2 separate regions of the Mus musculus genome follow, and region 2 is linked to region 1. A link is a loop called in an ENCODE intact Hi-C map of the cell type or tissue named here. Cell type or tissue: left cerebral cortex. All regions are shown on one strand. Links, peaks and the distances in the headings refer to the core of each region. The heading gives the core; the rest is flanking DNA.

Region 1 (8,428 bases), core at 199-8,198:
ACAGGAATTATCCACACTGATGAATAAGAGTACATTCATAGCTTGTAAACATCAGCAGTTCTCAAACCTCTTGGTCTTGAGATTCTTAATAGTTTGGGATTTTTGTTTGTTTGATTAATTGTTTGGTTTTGTTTTCTGTTTGTTTTTTGGGTTTTTTTGATCACTGAAAATCCAAAAAGATGTGTATTATGTCCATTGCTCTTTACGACCATAAACTGAGTTTCCAAATATTTTAATCATTTCCTTATCAACATCCTGAAACATAAACAGTGAACCCAAACAAATAATGCCCTCTGATATAAAAAATGACATTCCACATGGTAGAATCCTTGTGACCACCTTATTTCTCCAGGTAAAACAAAACAAAACAAACACAAAAATAAATAAATAAAACTGGATTTGGTGCTTTTCAAAGAAAACAAAACAAATCAACTACAGACAAATTTTCTTTTTACTTATTACAAAATGGTGACTTTTAAGTTATCACCTGATTACTTACACAGCTTTATCATTTTTTAAAATACTGATGTAATTTCTTTACTCACCATTCCATGCTCCCTGACACTAACTCATGAGCATTCTTGCAGAAGGCAGTATCCTCATCCAGTTTCTTAAATGGCTACTTTCACACATGTCCTGTCTGATCAAGCAGCGGCTCGTGAATCACTCTTTCTGATGAGTTCCTTAGTTAGCTCTTGCAGTTCTCATGGACTATAAAGTCTTTCTCTTGCCATTATTCTTTTCTACCTCAAACAATTCCTGAGTATTCTATGTGTTATATGTCAAATCCCATCCCCACTAAATTAGTTATAAATAGATCATTCAGCGCCTGCTAGCATAGTTCAGGCATATGACTGAAATCTTGTTCTGATTCCTGTGTTAGACCAGGTCTCTAAGATACTACCGTTTAGACACCCTGGATTAGATACTTCCTAAATTCCCAAGGTTATCTTCCTAGTCTGTTGTTCTTTGAGTGTTTGCTGTTTCTGAGTTTACACCTATTATTTTCTTGGATTTTCTATCTTCGTAATCTATTTCATTCTTCCTGCTCTTATCGCCTACTATGCTATTTCAGATGAAATCTTCATTGATCAATGAGTGTATATTTGGTTTGCATATAGCAGTGTGTTACGAAAATCCATTACTGAGGAGGCTGGAGTGATGGCTTAGTGGTTAAGAATATATACTCCCTCACAGCATCAGGATCCAGTTCCTGGTTCATATATGGCAGTGCACATCACTTAAAATCCAGTTCCAGGGGATCCAATGCCATCCTATTGATTTCCCAGACACCCACATGCATTTTGTATAATAAAGATAGACAGGAGCCTATCTTTAAAAAATGTATCGCTATGACTTCAACTCTAATTTAATGAGTGATTAATACAACAATATTTAACAAGAAATCTAATGTACTGTTGTGAGAAATATTAAAAATTGACCTGCAAACTTCGGACCAACTCTCCAGCCCCTGCTCGGCCATCTCTCAGGTGAAGCCCTGAGTTCCTCTTGCTTCCACTCAATGTTCCACACACCCCACCATCAGCCATCTCACCTGGAAGAATCAAGACTCTTAAAGCATAATTAACCAATCAGATTTATATATCAATAAAATCACAATTTACAAGATGCCAATACAGTAATTTCAAAGCTAATTTATAATGATAAAAGCTTTATCCCAATATTTCTAACCTTGTGAAATCCAGCTACTTGTGGCTGGAAATGCCACTCTGGTACACATCTGGGGCCATGGTTCTTCTCCCCACATCCCTGCCTCCACTCTGAGAAGCTCTCCCCTTCTCCCAGCAACTCTTAGCTTCACCTCTCTTTTTTCTGTTCAATCACAGGCCTCCTCTATACTAATGTAATTAGACAAGGAAAATCCTCTGACAATATACCTAATGAACAAAGAATAATTAAATCAAAATCTGCGATCATGGTGTCTTTCTGTGTAGACCGGGGCTTATTTCAGGCCTATGAATAGAAGGGAAATTTAGTTAACTGCCAAATGCAAGCTATCATTGATGTAAAGTAAGGTAAGAATGAGCATGAGGGAGATAGAAGAGCTTCAAATAAAAAACAAAACAATAAAACCCCTTGTAAATCAGTGCTCATTCTTTAATCTCTGGAATATAGATGTTTTAAAATGTTCAAACCTATTGGTGTTCCTTTTTAGACTAGTCTTGAACCTCGGCATCATTTATGAATACTATATTTAAATATTAATAAATAGCCAAAGCTAAAGTAAATGCATTTGATAGTATGAGCTGTGAAGACAACATTCTAGATGACTGCTGCTGTTCAGTCAGCACCCTACTGGTGGCACACCTGGTAATTCCCACAGAAAGGATATCCTCTCTGACCATGATGTATGGATACCCATAATCCTCCTTTGGATATGTGTGAATATATCATACATTGTGTCTTCAAAACTATAGTCTCCCTAGCACTCAAGTAAACCTACCAGATAATCTTTCTCTTTCTCATCAGCTATCATTTTAACACTTTATTTTTATCCCAAAACTTGTTTTATTTTCTATAATTATTCTCCTTTTACTATGGAAATCAGTAAGTCTATAATCATGGTGAATTTATAAATTTTAATACATTATTCAGAGCTATATAGCAGCTATATGCCACTTAGATCACTTAAACTTACTTCTTGTCCAGGATGACCCTGATAACAAGTACATCTCTAGAGAGAATTCCTTTGGAAGAAAAAAATATATATAGCAAATATATATAAAATATATAATACAAAATAATATGCATATGTACATGTATGTATACATATATGTATATGTTCACATATGTATCACATTCACATATATTATATACACATAAAGATATGTAATACATATGTGTAATTACCTATATGCATATATTTACATATATGTACATATGTACATGCATATATGTATTACATGCACATTGTGTTTTATATATTATAGTTATAAATATATCCATTGTAAATATATATATATATTTATATATTACATGTATTTTAAGAGTTTAAACAACTCTTATTACTGTGAGTAAATTTGAAATAGAGCAAAGGATTTGTTTTCATGAAAATATCTTAAAAATGATAGAATCTTCTTGTTTCTGGTGAAATGGTCTGTAATGTGGTTAGAGATTTATGAAAAATATAATTACAGTGAAGGCAATATAGAAAACCCTGTGGCATAACTATGTTATGTGCCTTTAAATGTTTAAATGGATACTGTCCTCACTGCTACATTTAACTACTCTGCTTTCAGTGGAAGGAAAAATAGAAAGAAAAAAAAATGCCTGGAACTGGTTGCTATGGCAGCAAGTGCAAAGAGTAAGACTGAATCTTGTGTTAAGGTAATGAATTTAGCATCTACAGGAAAAGAAATGGATTTCCTGTCACACTCTGTATATCTGCCACAGGAAAGGAACACATGGTGGACATTTTAGGGTCCTTAAAATGCACTTAAGATGTGCAACAATGGTACAGGAACCCCCTCAGGTCACCTCAAGAACTTCATCCCCTCTCCACAGTGTGTTCTCATCCGTATTTGCTACAGGTTCTGGAAAATGAATCCTTAGTATGAATCTAACCACGTGTATTCAGCAGGTCCCAAATTGATAATGACCACCATTATTTCCTTTCAGTATCCAGGTTGCTCTAACTGCTGAACGTCTTCTCAGAGAACATTTTGACAGGCCAGTTCAATCCTTCCTTGAACCTTGATGGTTCTCCAGTTCTTATGCATGTCATCCTCCAGTGAGGTTTCGCTAGCCCACTCTGGATAACCTCTCATTTCTCACAAAGACAGTGCTACTTGTTGCTGTTGTTGTTGTTATTGTAATTAAAATCATCTGGTAAGTTGAGTTGAACAACTGCTTTCCAGCATACAGTTTCATATATGCATATATGTCATACATATATAAGTGTAGCTATAAATGCTTCAACTGGCTGAATGTAGAACTAGACAAAATATGGAGTTGAGCCCATGCCAAAGAAACACAATAATCCTTCCTAAAGGATGTTCACTTTCACTGACATAGGGGATCTCTGTAACTAGAAACATGTGTGTCTTGCATAATCTGTTTAGTAGATACTGTTGGGAGGGTTTAATAGGGTTGTTGAAACATATGTAAGCCTGAAAATTTTTATACACTCACACACGCACTTTCTCTCATACATACTCACATACACACATACCTAAACACACATACAAACACACACTCACACACATTCACAAAAACTCACACAAACTCACACACATACTTTCTCATACTTTCTTTCACACATACGCAAATACACACACACAAACACACACACACAAACACACACACACAAACTCTCACACACATATTTTCTCACATATTCTCTTATATATACTCACTTACACACACATACAAACACACACACTCACACAAACTCTCACACACTAACACTCACACAAATATTCATACACACATACAAATACACACATTCTCACACACTAACACACAATCACATGTACTTAGACATTCTCAGACTTACATGCACATGCACACACACATACTTGCATACTTACACACTCACACACACTGTTACACACAGTCATATGCACAAACACACACACTCCCACAATTACATACACACTCATTCACACTCACACTCATACACACATTCACATACTCTCTCACACACATACATACATGGTGAAGCAGCCCCTATATCTTCTAGCTATTTTCATCTGAAGCTCACAATGTGATGTCCTGAGTGAGAAACAGAGGCTGGAGAAACAGGCTTGGGAGTGGGAAGCATCACCTTGTCTTGTGCCTAACACACACCTCCAAACTGGAGGAAGCCAGAAAGACATGAACTGATTCTGCAGCCAGGTTTTCTAATGGGAACATAGACTGGGTGCTATTCTCTAACCTAGACCTAGAGAGACAAATATAGCATATTTCCCATTTTGCCTCATATGCATCATTAGATTTAAAATGTATGTGTTTGTATGGAGTGGCAAGTAGTGTGGAAAAGAAGAGGTCTGAAAAGGGGTGAAGGGTTGCCAAGAATCTGAGGAGCCAAGAGAAGAGTATCAGTAAGAGAGAAAGGAAGATGGCTATGGAGGAGACGTGGTTATAAAGTATAATCTCACATGTGTGACAATGTCACAACAAAACATATTTCTTTGTATATTAACCACAGATTAGTGAAAATAAAAATCAAAAATAATTGTAAATTGGAATGCCAAGAATTTCTAATTGAGAAACATTAAATAAACCCTAGTAAATAACATTATAGCTTCAAGGTCTGCATGATATGCTCATAGCATCACTGTTTTTTACTAACTTCTGTCCAGCAGCACTGTTCTATCCCTTACACTTTATCTGTTTTCTCTGAAGCTTAAGGCCACAGAGAATGACCTCAAGACTTTATACCAGAGATGCATCACAGCAAAAAAGATAATACCGATAATGATAGTCTTTTGTGTTGCTTTCAGACAAAATTAAAAGCTTCATGTACTCCTAGATGATTTCCCACCTTTTAAAAACCTTATGCTTAGTCTTCAAAGAAATCTACATTAAAGTGCCTTTGTCCAAAAAAAAGAAAGAAAAGAAAAGAAAAGAAAAAAAAAGAAAAGAAAAGAAAAGAAAAGAAAAGAAAAGAAAAGAAAAGAAAAGAAAAGAAAAGAAAAGAAAAAGAGAAGTCCACTCAGCACTTAAGCAGTCAGTAAGAACATCCTGATGTCAGTGGAATAAAAAAGAAGCCCCTCTCCTGATCATGTTTCTTATCTCTGAGAAAAGTTAATATATCAAGAATACAATAAAACATCAAATCAAATGTTATGCCATTTGGCAATAGGTAGAAGTAAAACAAAGCAAAGAGGCATGGGCAGTTTAAAGTCACTCAGATAGAAAGCAAGGAAAGAAAATTCCCAAGCACAAATTTGGCTTATCCCTTTTGGAAACACAACTTGCTTATTGCTTTAGAAATTAATGGACTGCAGATGTTACTATATTTTAAGAGCATATTTTACCCAGATCAGAGACTATGCATGGTCCCAGTAGGGCAGATGTTTTGTGCAGTCAGTGGAAAATTCGATCAAATCAGCTGTAATGGCAAAAGTAATTAAAGTTCATTACTTACAGTAAACACACTCAGAAAACTTCAATAGCTAAGGAAAAACAATTTTTCCCCCTTTGACCATCACATCAGACCCAATTCTTTAAAAAGAGAGAATCTTGATCACTGCAAAAGTAAAGTATTCAGAGACAGGCAAATATTTTCAAAGAAGTAATATAGACTAAAACATCAAAGGACACTCTTGAAAGTTCTCTTGAGTTGACAAGAAATTGTAAAAGCAGAATATCGCCAAACACAATTGATGACCAACCTGAGTATATAGTAATCCCCAAAACAGTTATATACTTTCAAAATCTTAACACTGGTAATATTACATAAGAGGTTCAAAATGTGAAAGATATTGCTCGTTTCCACCAAGTTCTATTGCTCTTGTTTTAGGATGGCTTTGAGTATCCCTAAAAGGCTTAGAGGGAAATCACAAAATATAGACTCTACTCTCATATTAAAATGGCTAAATTGTATTGAATTCCAATGTATATAGCACTATACTAGAAATATTCCACAACAATTCAGTTTGATGCCTTCTGAAATTTTTCTCATTTTTCAAGTTTAGAGACAATCAGTAATATTTGAACATCACACAGAAGTGAAGTTTGTGATCACAAAGGAGGCGTTTAAACTCCAGTGGTTGCCCTTTTCAATTCATCCCTGCACTGCCTCACAAAGCTAAGATCCTTATTGATTTTTAAATTGACCCCTATCCCATAGCTGCAACATTGTTACCCAAGAGTATCTTAAAATCTTGCATTTATTAGTCCCATTTTCGTAACAATAGAAAAGTGCTTTGACCGCTTTGCCAAATTATGACTCTTCTTCAAATTGTTCTCTGTGGTTTTGATACTTCCCTTATTCCTTAAGACCTGGCAAAACAGAACTATAAAAACTCTGACCCCAGAGAAAACCAGAGTTTTATTTCTTTCCAACAATTTCTTTTAATCACAGTGGCACATTAAACTGAGAAAAAACAGTTACATGCAAACACTCGTTTTTAATTATCGCTTGCATTTTTAGGCATCTCCTTTAACAACATGTAAAATTCTAGATATCTTGGGCACCATTAGTTGGAATTTGTAAAACTGTGTTAATGAATAACTCCTCAAAATGGAGAAGCTTGATTTTGGCATAAAGTCTTGTCTTAGATTCGTTTCACCACCTGATGGTTTAAAGAGAGCATTAAAACATCTGTTTACAATCACATTTTGCTCGAAATAAGTTCTTACACTGGAGACAATGTACAAAACCAACAAGAAGAAAAATGTAAGTTCAGTAAACTATGTGGAAAAGTTAGCTTCTAAAACCATCCATATTTAAAAGCCTGGCTAAGCCAGTTAATTTAGCTTTTAATTTAGCTTAATTTATGGCTGTTAGAAACTTTGTTTGGTCACATTAATCTAAGCAGGCCTTTTGCTTGGCAATACAGTAATTAACCCAGTGTATTTCCCAAGGACAGAGTTGCAAAATTACACAACACAGTATAGTAAATTGTAAAGAAAAGCATACTACTGAACTGTATCGCACATTGTTTGGGCTCTGTGACCCTGTTGTCTATAATATTTCTCTCAGTTGTAATGTTCTGTCCAGGGTGATGGGCATGGAGAGGTGATCAATGATCAGTTATATAAACTGACATATATTAGAGTGAGTTCTACTTGTGAATGTTCTGCTAGTAGAGATGTTAAGTAACTGCATTTTCAAGACTTACTTCATCAGGAAATGATCAGCATAGAAACAAATGTTGCTAAGGAGAGACATGGAAGGGCAGCAGGAAATACACATGGCTAATTATCAATGTGCTCTCAACACCACTGGGGGCTGTCCTACTAACTGCTCATCTGCCACACTTTCATCCTCTTATAAACATTTGAAGTCACCAGACCCTGCCTTTCACTGAGACATCATCTGTTATATGTGTTAAAGATGCCTAAGTAGCACTCAAGACACTTCCCTGTCTATTATATTTAAGTTGTCAAATCACGATGTTTAATACTATTGGCGGCACAAGAGAAAAAAAAAGGATGGCTCTGTTTTTTATTAAAAACATGAATAATTGCTCAATCATTGATCACAAAATGAAGAAACTCAAAATATTAGAGTTTTTTTCAATGTAAGTTCCACTAGTAGCTTTTCCTTTATGCAATTATTCTAAGATCATAAGTAATGAAAGATAAAATGTATTGTGTGAACTATGAAGATTTAGCTTCAATAAATACTCTGAATTATCTTGACAAATTTGATGTTCCTTCTTTAAAGATAAGACTTATAGAGCATGATGTAGCACACTTTTAATTTTGGCACTCCAGAGACAATGACAGAGGCAAG
Region 2 (8,428 bases), core at 146-8,145, 480 kb after region 1:
AGTTTTAGTAAGTTTTAATCTCCAATAGAAATGTGGCATGGCCTTAATGAAAAGTGTAAACACCAAAGTACACAAATAGTGTTAGGTGCCTGCGCTGGTCACTATAGAGCACAGCATTGCTACCTGCCAATATACCCTGGGCAGATTCATTTTAAACTATAACTATATTTGATCCTGATTTTATGGGGTGGTTATTCGGCTACCCTCAGTCTTCATGCTGAGCTCTGTTCTATGTGGCATAAGTGAAATACACTCATGTGGACCTCGTGCTAGGACTAGTCAGGCAAGCTGGACCTCTCCCTCCATGTAGAGTCTTTATCTCATGGAGAATGGCCTGGACTTGGTCACATGGCAGGGGAATGTGCTGAGAGGGAAAGAATAGGAAGTTCTGGGGCTCTTTAAGCCTGGAATTGGAACTCAGTCATATCACATTTGTTCTCTTGGTCAGGACCAGCCTGGATTCAGAATAAAATTGGTTATATTCTCAGTGAGAAAAGTTGCAAAGAATCTATACATTCAACAGAGGAAATTACAGATATTCATATCAGATTTCAGCAGTTGCTGATATTTCATATACTTCCATTCATACCTCATAATTACAGTTAATACATCCATTGCTAGATATTAATAATTAATAGAGATTGATTGATAAATTAGTAAAAACATAAATTGAAAAGTTATTAGTTTGAATTTATATGTTAGCTATTTTTACTTATATTATTGTCACTTTTAAGTTTTATGTATTTTATTTTACACATTTAAAAATCCACTATAAGAAGGGGTCTGAGAGCTTTATTAGATTGTTGGGGAATCGATGGAGCTGCAAAGGTTAAAGGGCACAAGACATCTTCCAACAGATGCTGCCCCATCAACCTTTGTTATCAGTTATTGTGGATACCAGAGAAGGCGGCTATTGGCATAAAGGTTTATTGTAACAACAAATAAAGTCATACCACAGGGAGAACGACAGGAGAATTTCAGGCCAGTCAGGCCAGCTGGAGCTCCACCATCAGAGCTAGATGTTCCCAAGCTCCTTGACTATTTTGAAATTTAACCAGACTGCCCTATGGAAAAAAAAGACCATTTACTTCTCTCTCTTAGTTTCTTGAAGTAAATAAGTGGATTTTAAACATTTACTTTACTGAGTCGGGAACTTGTATAGTTTCCCCATGCTAAGGAAAGGAAGGGTAAGCTTTAACAGGACAGACTGTCATTCCCTGTTGAGAATGGGGGGACCAAGAATTATGGTACCTAATCAATAAATGTGCCTATGAGCCAAGAAAGAGACTTTAAGAATATTCTGTTGTTGCTATTTAATCTTTATTCCACCCAAAACCTTAACTGACAGGAAACAGTGGGGTAAAGTGGTAAAAACAAGTGTTAGAAACAGCATAGATGCTTGTTCCGTCACTGACTAGAAAACATTGGTTCTTTTTCATAGGAATAACCATAAGCATATCCAGTTTTCCTTTATAAGATAAAACTATGGTAATCTGGGTAGTAAACAGAAAGGTATAACAGCCTAGATTTTGCAGAAAGTATAATCCTCTTGGAAAAGCTATCAAGCCCTTCCTTTAGTTGATTTGTCAGGAGTTCCTAAATCCAGCAGGAAAGCATCTCTCCCTTAACTGGAAACGCTGGGGCTTCTTTTGTGAACCTCTCTCCTATCTCAATCACTGAAGCAGACAGGGACTGAATTTTTCTCTACTTTGTGAAATGCAGGAGCCCAGACTAAGTTTGTCTCCATTTCTCCTCAGTGCTGAGCCAAGCTGAGAACTGGCAGCGGCTGCACAATGACACCCGCTCTTTATTCCCCGTGGTGCTGGAGCAGCTGGACGACTACAACGCTAAGCTGTCCGACCTCCAGGAATCCATTAACCAGGCCCTCGACCATGTCAGGGATGCAGAAGACATGAATAGAGCCATCACTTTCAAGCAGCGGGACCATGAGGTACAGTGGGCAGCAACTGTGAACGCATGTCAGGCATAGACAAACTAAACTTATACCAAGAAAAAGTGGCTGACATTAAAAACTTTAAATGTTGCTATACCTAAACACTCATATTTTAAATATGGTTGCTTTTTTTGCTATTGTAAGTCACAACCATATCTGTGCCTTAAATTAAGTTGAACAGTGATAAATAAATGTTTAGTCTTTGCTTAGGTAAGAGTGAGATTCTATTAGTGCATATACTCCTACATGAGACTATACTGCTTTCTCCAGACAGAAAAGGACTATTCAAGAAACATACATCTACCCAGAACTGTCTTTTGGATATTTACAGGCTTTAGAAAGGTATAAATTTTGGAAAGGAATTGTCATAGGCCACTGAGAGCAGCTATAGAGGAAGCTGGTTAAACTCAAGCTAAAACCATACAAACACAAAAAGGTGAGGAAAATTCTAAGTACCACCATAGCTTGAGTGGTACTTAGAAAGTCCATAGCATCTTTCTCTGCCTATCTTTCTCTGATTCCCACACCCACAGGGCTGGGAAGTGCTGACCATGTGTCCACTCCATACAACACTTGTCCCCACCACCACCAGTGAACAACCATCCTCATAGAGATGACACAAGTAAACTTGGACATGTTTGTAAAACTTAGGCTAAGGAAACAACATAGACAAATAGAAATGGCCAGTATCAAATCCATCAGTTTATTTGAGTATTTTATCATCAATAAGATCAACTTAAACTTGGTCCAATGATGAGATTTTCAATCATCATTGCCCCTTAATACATTAATATCCTAATGTATATATCTTGTCCTCATCACATTTTTTTAAACAGAAGCAAACTCTTATTCAGTATTTTTTTTAAATAGAGCTTTCAAATGATGTTAACCATTACACACTAACAAATGTGTAATAGATTGCAAGCTAGCATATATACATTAAGCAGAAATATGATGAAACTTGTATAAGAAATGACTATCATAGCAACTCTGCTAGGGGCTCACTAATGAAGACTTCCAAACTGTTCAATGTGGAGAGTTCTTTATGAATAGGGGAAGTTATTAGCCCAGACCACACCCTGCCAGACAAGGACTTAAGAGACCCAAACACAGAACTGTCCCCTTAGCCATAGAAGGAAGATTTTATTACAGGACAAAAGAAGCTAAGATCTGCCTTGATGTAGTAGCAAACCCTAAGGGGTTCTCTTTTCCAACTGTGAGCTGTCAATCTCAGCAAGGGCTTTGTCTTCTGTATGCACCTTTACTAGAGAATACATTCTAGTATGTGGTGAGTTACCATGCTTAATTCTCCACTGACTTATTTTTAGGGATCTATGATCTCCATAACCAATAGGAGTGGCATACAATGGGCTGAAGACTAAAGCAGAGGCATGCATGACCAGCTGTTGGCAAATACTGACATGTGTCAGGACTTTGTCATAAGCAGTAAATGAACAATGTTGCCTGTGCAAAGCGACTTCAGTTCTAAAAGTAAATGCATGCCAGTCTAGCTCTTAATTAAAATTTTCTTATGCACATTTTTAGAAAACCCTCATGGACATAGATATGAGGAATTTGGCGTTTCCGTGATTTCAGGCAGATGGGAGGCCTCTTTTAGCTCGGTTAAACAAATTCTTCTACTAAGTACAAATGAGCAGCATGAGCAGAAGTTTAGGAAAAGAACAGCAGGGCACACAGCATTTCAAGCTTCTTCTGTCTGTCCTGCTGCTGCTGCTTCCGAGCTAATGGTCAGCATTTGCCAGACAGTTTCCACAGTGTGTCCAGACACCTATACAAAAGCTGCCTCCCAGATATGAAGGCCATGTTGTTTCCCCTCCTTTTTCCTTTGCTCACGTGGTTGTGCCCAGTTCCTTATCTAATTCTGTCCTGTCCTGTCCTTGATCTAGGCTAAGTGACTCATTACATAGCATGTCTTTCTTACTAAAGCTCTTACATCCTTCTATTCTTACATCTACTGAAAATTCTGTGGAAACTATGGAAACCACCCACCCTCACATGTCACTCCCATGTATAGACACATATGGGTGCACACACAATACAGTCCTGCTATGAGAAACATGTTCGGTTATTTATACATATCAGGTTGGCAGACAAATTCCGATCATTCTTCTAAAGCCCAGGCTAAGAAAATGACCATCAGAAGGAGCGCCTCCCTCTTCTATACTGATACAGCCATGAACTGTAGCACTGTAATCATCTTTAATACATTTAGGGTATAGTCTATGATCCAGTTTCATAGGTATTACTGAATGTGTAGTTGTGTATCCTCTGTGTGTGTGTGTCTGTGCATGCATGCATACATGCATGTGTATGCATGTGTGTGTGCATGTGTGTGTGCATGTGTATGGGCATGTGTACACCTGTGGTTCACATTTTGTCTATCCCTACTAAAATCATAAGCACCCAAAGAGCACTGCTCCTGCTGTACATGAATTCTGTCTTCCCAAGATCTAATGTGATGTCTCGAATGCATCAGTTTTATTTGTCAACAAATGGGTATAAACAGGGACATGGAGTACCCCCACCTGCTATGTAATCCAGATCCTGTTTGTGAATACTGGTTGTTCTTGATCAATACTCTTTCCAACACTAATTAGACTCTCAAACGACTAAACACTACTACTCACACTCTTTTGTCTATGTCTCCATGTTTAAATGCTATGAAATTTTAATTTCTTCCAAATACTAGGTATTAATTTAATTAATTTAATTAAAACCTAGTATTTCAGCTATATATCAGTCTTTCTTTTAACAAATTTGAATAAGTGAAACCTTATTGGAATTTGATTCTGTGCTTTAGAATATGATTTTTGAACTTTTTCGTGAAATTATACTGCCCAATTTCAATTCCTTTAAGTAATTAATTGTAGAGCTGGCATCAAATCCATGGCCTTATGCATTGTCAGAACACGTTCTGCTACTGAACAGTATCCCTAGCCCCAAACTTAAGAATTTGGGCAAAATATTTTTTTCTCTTACTGAAAACAATCTTTCCCTCACATAATATATGTCAGTTATGGTTCCCCCTCCCACAACCCCTCAAAGTTCCTCCCCAAGTCCCCTTCCTTATGGATCCATTCCCTTTTGGTCTCTCACTAGAAAGCAAACTGACTTCTAAGGGATACTAATAAGATTAGAATATGATATAATAAGATAAACAAAAACTAACATTAGGATAGGGCAAAACAAACCAAAGGAAAGGAACTCAAGAAACAAATATAGACGCAGAGACCCACTCGCTCACCATAATATATACACAAAGAACATGTAGGGTAAATGTGTGTGTGTGTTATAATTTCATATATAACATATATATTAAGGTTTTTTTTAATATTAAAGGAAAACCCTGACATAACATGAGGCAAGGAACCTCTAAAGATGTGGTGGAGGTTTTTTCTGCTGGCCATCTAACTGCTGAACATACAGCCTACCCATGAGAGTAGTTTGTTTCCTCAGTGAGACTCCCTTGGAGAAAACAGAATTTTCATTTACAGTAGTTATCAATTGGAGAAGGCTTCTGGGTTAAGGATGAGGGCTCGTGTCCTTTTCTCCTTGCAGCCCTCAGAGCATGTCTGGTGCAGAATAGTACAGGCCCTGTGCACAGCGCCTCTGTGTCTGTGAATTCCTGCAATCGTGTTGATTTACAGGGCTTTGTTTCCTTGCTGTCCTCCATCCCCTCTGGCTCTTATACTCTTTCTGCCTCCTCTTCCTTAAGGTTCCCTGATCCCCTAAAGGAGAGATCTGATAGAAGCATCCTGTTTAGAGATGAGTGTTCCAAGGTCTGCATATTGTCTGGCTGTGGGCCTCTCTGTATGTGTGCCTGTCTGATGCAGGAGGAAGCTTCTCTGATGATGTCTGAGCAAGGCACTGAGCTATGAGTACAGCACAATATCATTAGGAGTCACTGTACGGCTGTGTTCTCTTAATAGAATAGCAATATTTGGTCTTCCCCTAAGTCTCTGAACTATCAAACCTCAGGTATCACCCAAGCAGTGTCAGATATGGGTTCCAACTCATGCAATGGGCCTTAAGTCAAATCAGATATTGGTTGGTTGCTCCCACAAGCTCTGTGCCACTATTATACTAGCAAATCTTATAGGCAGGACACAAATATAGATCAGTGGGTTTGTGGCTGGGTTGATGTTTATGCTTCTCTTTTGATAGCATAAACTTACTTGTACCAAAGGCACTAGCATGTAGGGTGAAGGCCCTATCTAGGCACCAGCTCAAGTTCTCCACATTCAGTGAGTTGTATTGTTTTCAACAATGGGTCCTTCCAATCAATTTAAGAAGAGCTACCTATTGTCATGGCAACAATGTGGATTTTAGGTGTTTCTCATGGGACGCCTTTGGCCTACAACTCAATAAGATGGACCTGATTCCTGATACTGGAATTTTCATTTAGTGACAAAAGATGTTCAGTTGTGGCTCTATCTCCCCATTATTGGACAATTTCATTTAGATGGTCTTCATAGTATGGAATCTTCTACTGTATTAGGTTTCCATACAGCCCGCTTATATGGCTCCTGATCTTTAGCTGTCTCTTCTTATATTCCCTCCCTCATCCTCATCCTCCCTTCCTGCCCCACTTGTTCCTCCCATTCCAGTTACTCTTCGTCTCTTTTTATCTCTTCAGCTCCACAGTATAATTTGAGATCAGGGATATTGATTATTCTAGCAGGTTTTCTTCTGGACTGTTTAGCTATCTTAGGGGTGTGTGTGTGTGTGTGTGTGTGTGTGTGTTTCCATATGTAGCTGAAAATTGTCCTTACAAGGTCTGTGAAAAATTGTGTTAGAATTTTGATGAGAATTGCATTGAATCTATACATTGCTTTTGGTAATATGTCCTTTTTGCTTTATTAATCCTAGCAATCCATGAACATGGAAGACCTTTCCATCTTCTAATTTCTTCAACTTCTTTCTTCAATCTCTTAAAATTATTCCTTTTTTAATCATACAAGTCTTTCACTTGTTTAATTAGAGTTATCCCATGATATTTTATATTATTTGAGGCTATTGTGAAGGGTATTGTTTCCCTGATTTCTTTGTCAGTCCATTTGTTGTTTATTTACATGATGGCTACTGATTTTTTGTGAGTTAAATTTTTTATCCAACTATTTTGCTGAAAGTGCTTATCAGCTGTGGGTGCTAACCAGTGAAATTTTTAGGGTCTCATGTTTTTAATCATATCATCTGCAAATAAAGGTAACTTGGACTTTTTCCTTTCCAGTTTCAATCCCCTTGATCTCCTTCAGTTGTTTTATTGCTCTAACTAGAACTTCAAGTCCTATACTGAATACATATAGAGATTGAACAACTTTATCTTGGTCCTGATTTTTGTAGAATTACTTTAAGTTCCTCTCCATTCAGGTTGATGTTGGCTATGGACTTGCTGTTAACTGCCTTCCTTATGTGGCAATGTCTCTTGTATCCCTAATCTCTCCAGGACTTTCATCAGGAATGGATATTTGTCAAAATGTTTGTCAAAGGTGTTTTCTACATCCAATGGATGATCATGTAATTTTTTTCCTTCAGTTTTTTTCTATGGTGGACAATAATGTCCTCTCTCCTTTGTTTTCCTTCCATCAGAAACAACATGAGAGAGTGAAGGAACAGATGGAAGTTGTGGGTGCCTCTCTGAGTATGTCTGCAGACTCTCTTACCATACCTCAGCTCACTCTTGAGGAACTTGATGAGATAATAAAGGTAAGGGCATACCTGGGTTGCTCAAGCTTGCCATGATAGCAATTTTGAACAGCAGCTCAATGTCAGGATAATCCAGTTCAATTCAAGTTAGGAGGATTGAGAAACAGTGTCAGCTAATGGGGACCTCCAGTTTCTTGTATCACCCAGTAGCTACTAATACTACACAGCTACTTCAATTTCAGTTCCATAAAACTAAGTAAAATTAGTAATTCTACTCTGTTTGAACCAGCTGCATTTCACATCCTCAAGAGCCACGTGTGGCTGGCAGTTTTGATGACAGATACAGTCACAGCAAAATCTATTAAAGTAATAAATATAGTTCTTCCCTATACACTCTACCTAGGAAGCTATTGAACAAACCAAATCATCCAACCAATAAACAAACTAATAAATTAAGCAGATCATCCGTAAAAGAAGAAAAAGTGTTCAACATTCTTAACTATCAAGGAATGCAAATTAAAACCACTTTGAGAACCCATCTCATGTCAATCAAAATGGCTATCATCGAGAAAGCAAACATTGGCCAGGATGCAGGGGGAAATTAACCTTTATTCACTACCCACTGGGAATGTATACTTGTGCAATCACTATAGAATAGAACTAACATGTGACCCAGACGAACCCCTCTTGATTATAAAACTGAAGAACTGAGTCAACATACCAAAAAAAAGATCCTTGTATATCCTACACTATTCACAATAGATACAAAATGAAGCCAACCTAGATGTCCATCAATAGATGAGTAGG

Evidence for each region. A loop is a pair of places that touch in the nucleus more often than their neighbours do. Peaks named below come from ENCODE experiments on the same cell type or tissue, not always from the same donor. Only the 100,000 strongest peaks of a DNase experiment are listed, where the experiment ranks them.
Region 2: it touches region 1 in a loop (3-fold over the local background); 2 of 42 quality-filtered maps call a loop at or near these places.

The regions. Positions count from the first base shown.
Region 1 is chr10:38,569,949-38,578,376 of GRCm38, forward strand. No RefSeq gene overlaps it. Among named protein-coding and RNA genes, the nearest start is that of Gm22911, 41 kb to the right of the region's middle. In left cerebral cortex, for the core only: no CTCF peak of the experiment used is centred there; DNase peaks (open chromatin) are centred at 3,308 and 3,968; H3K27ac peaks cover 869 bases.
Region 2 is chr10:39,046,177-39,054,604 of GRCm38, forward strand. It overlaps Lama4 (laminin, alpha 4), which reads left to right. Exons shown (of 38, transcript NM_010681.4): 11 at 1,758-1,951; 12 at 7,565-7,681. Among named protein-coding and RNA genes, the nearest start is that of Fam229b, 84 kb to the right of the region's middle. In left cerebral cortex, for the core only: no CTCF peak of the experiment used is centred there; DNase peaks (open chromatin) are centred at 1,844, 3,608 and 3,875; H3K27ac peaks cover 716 bases.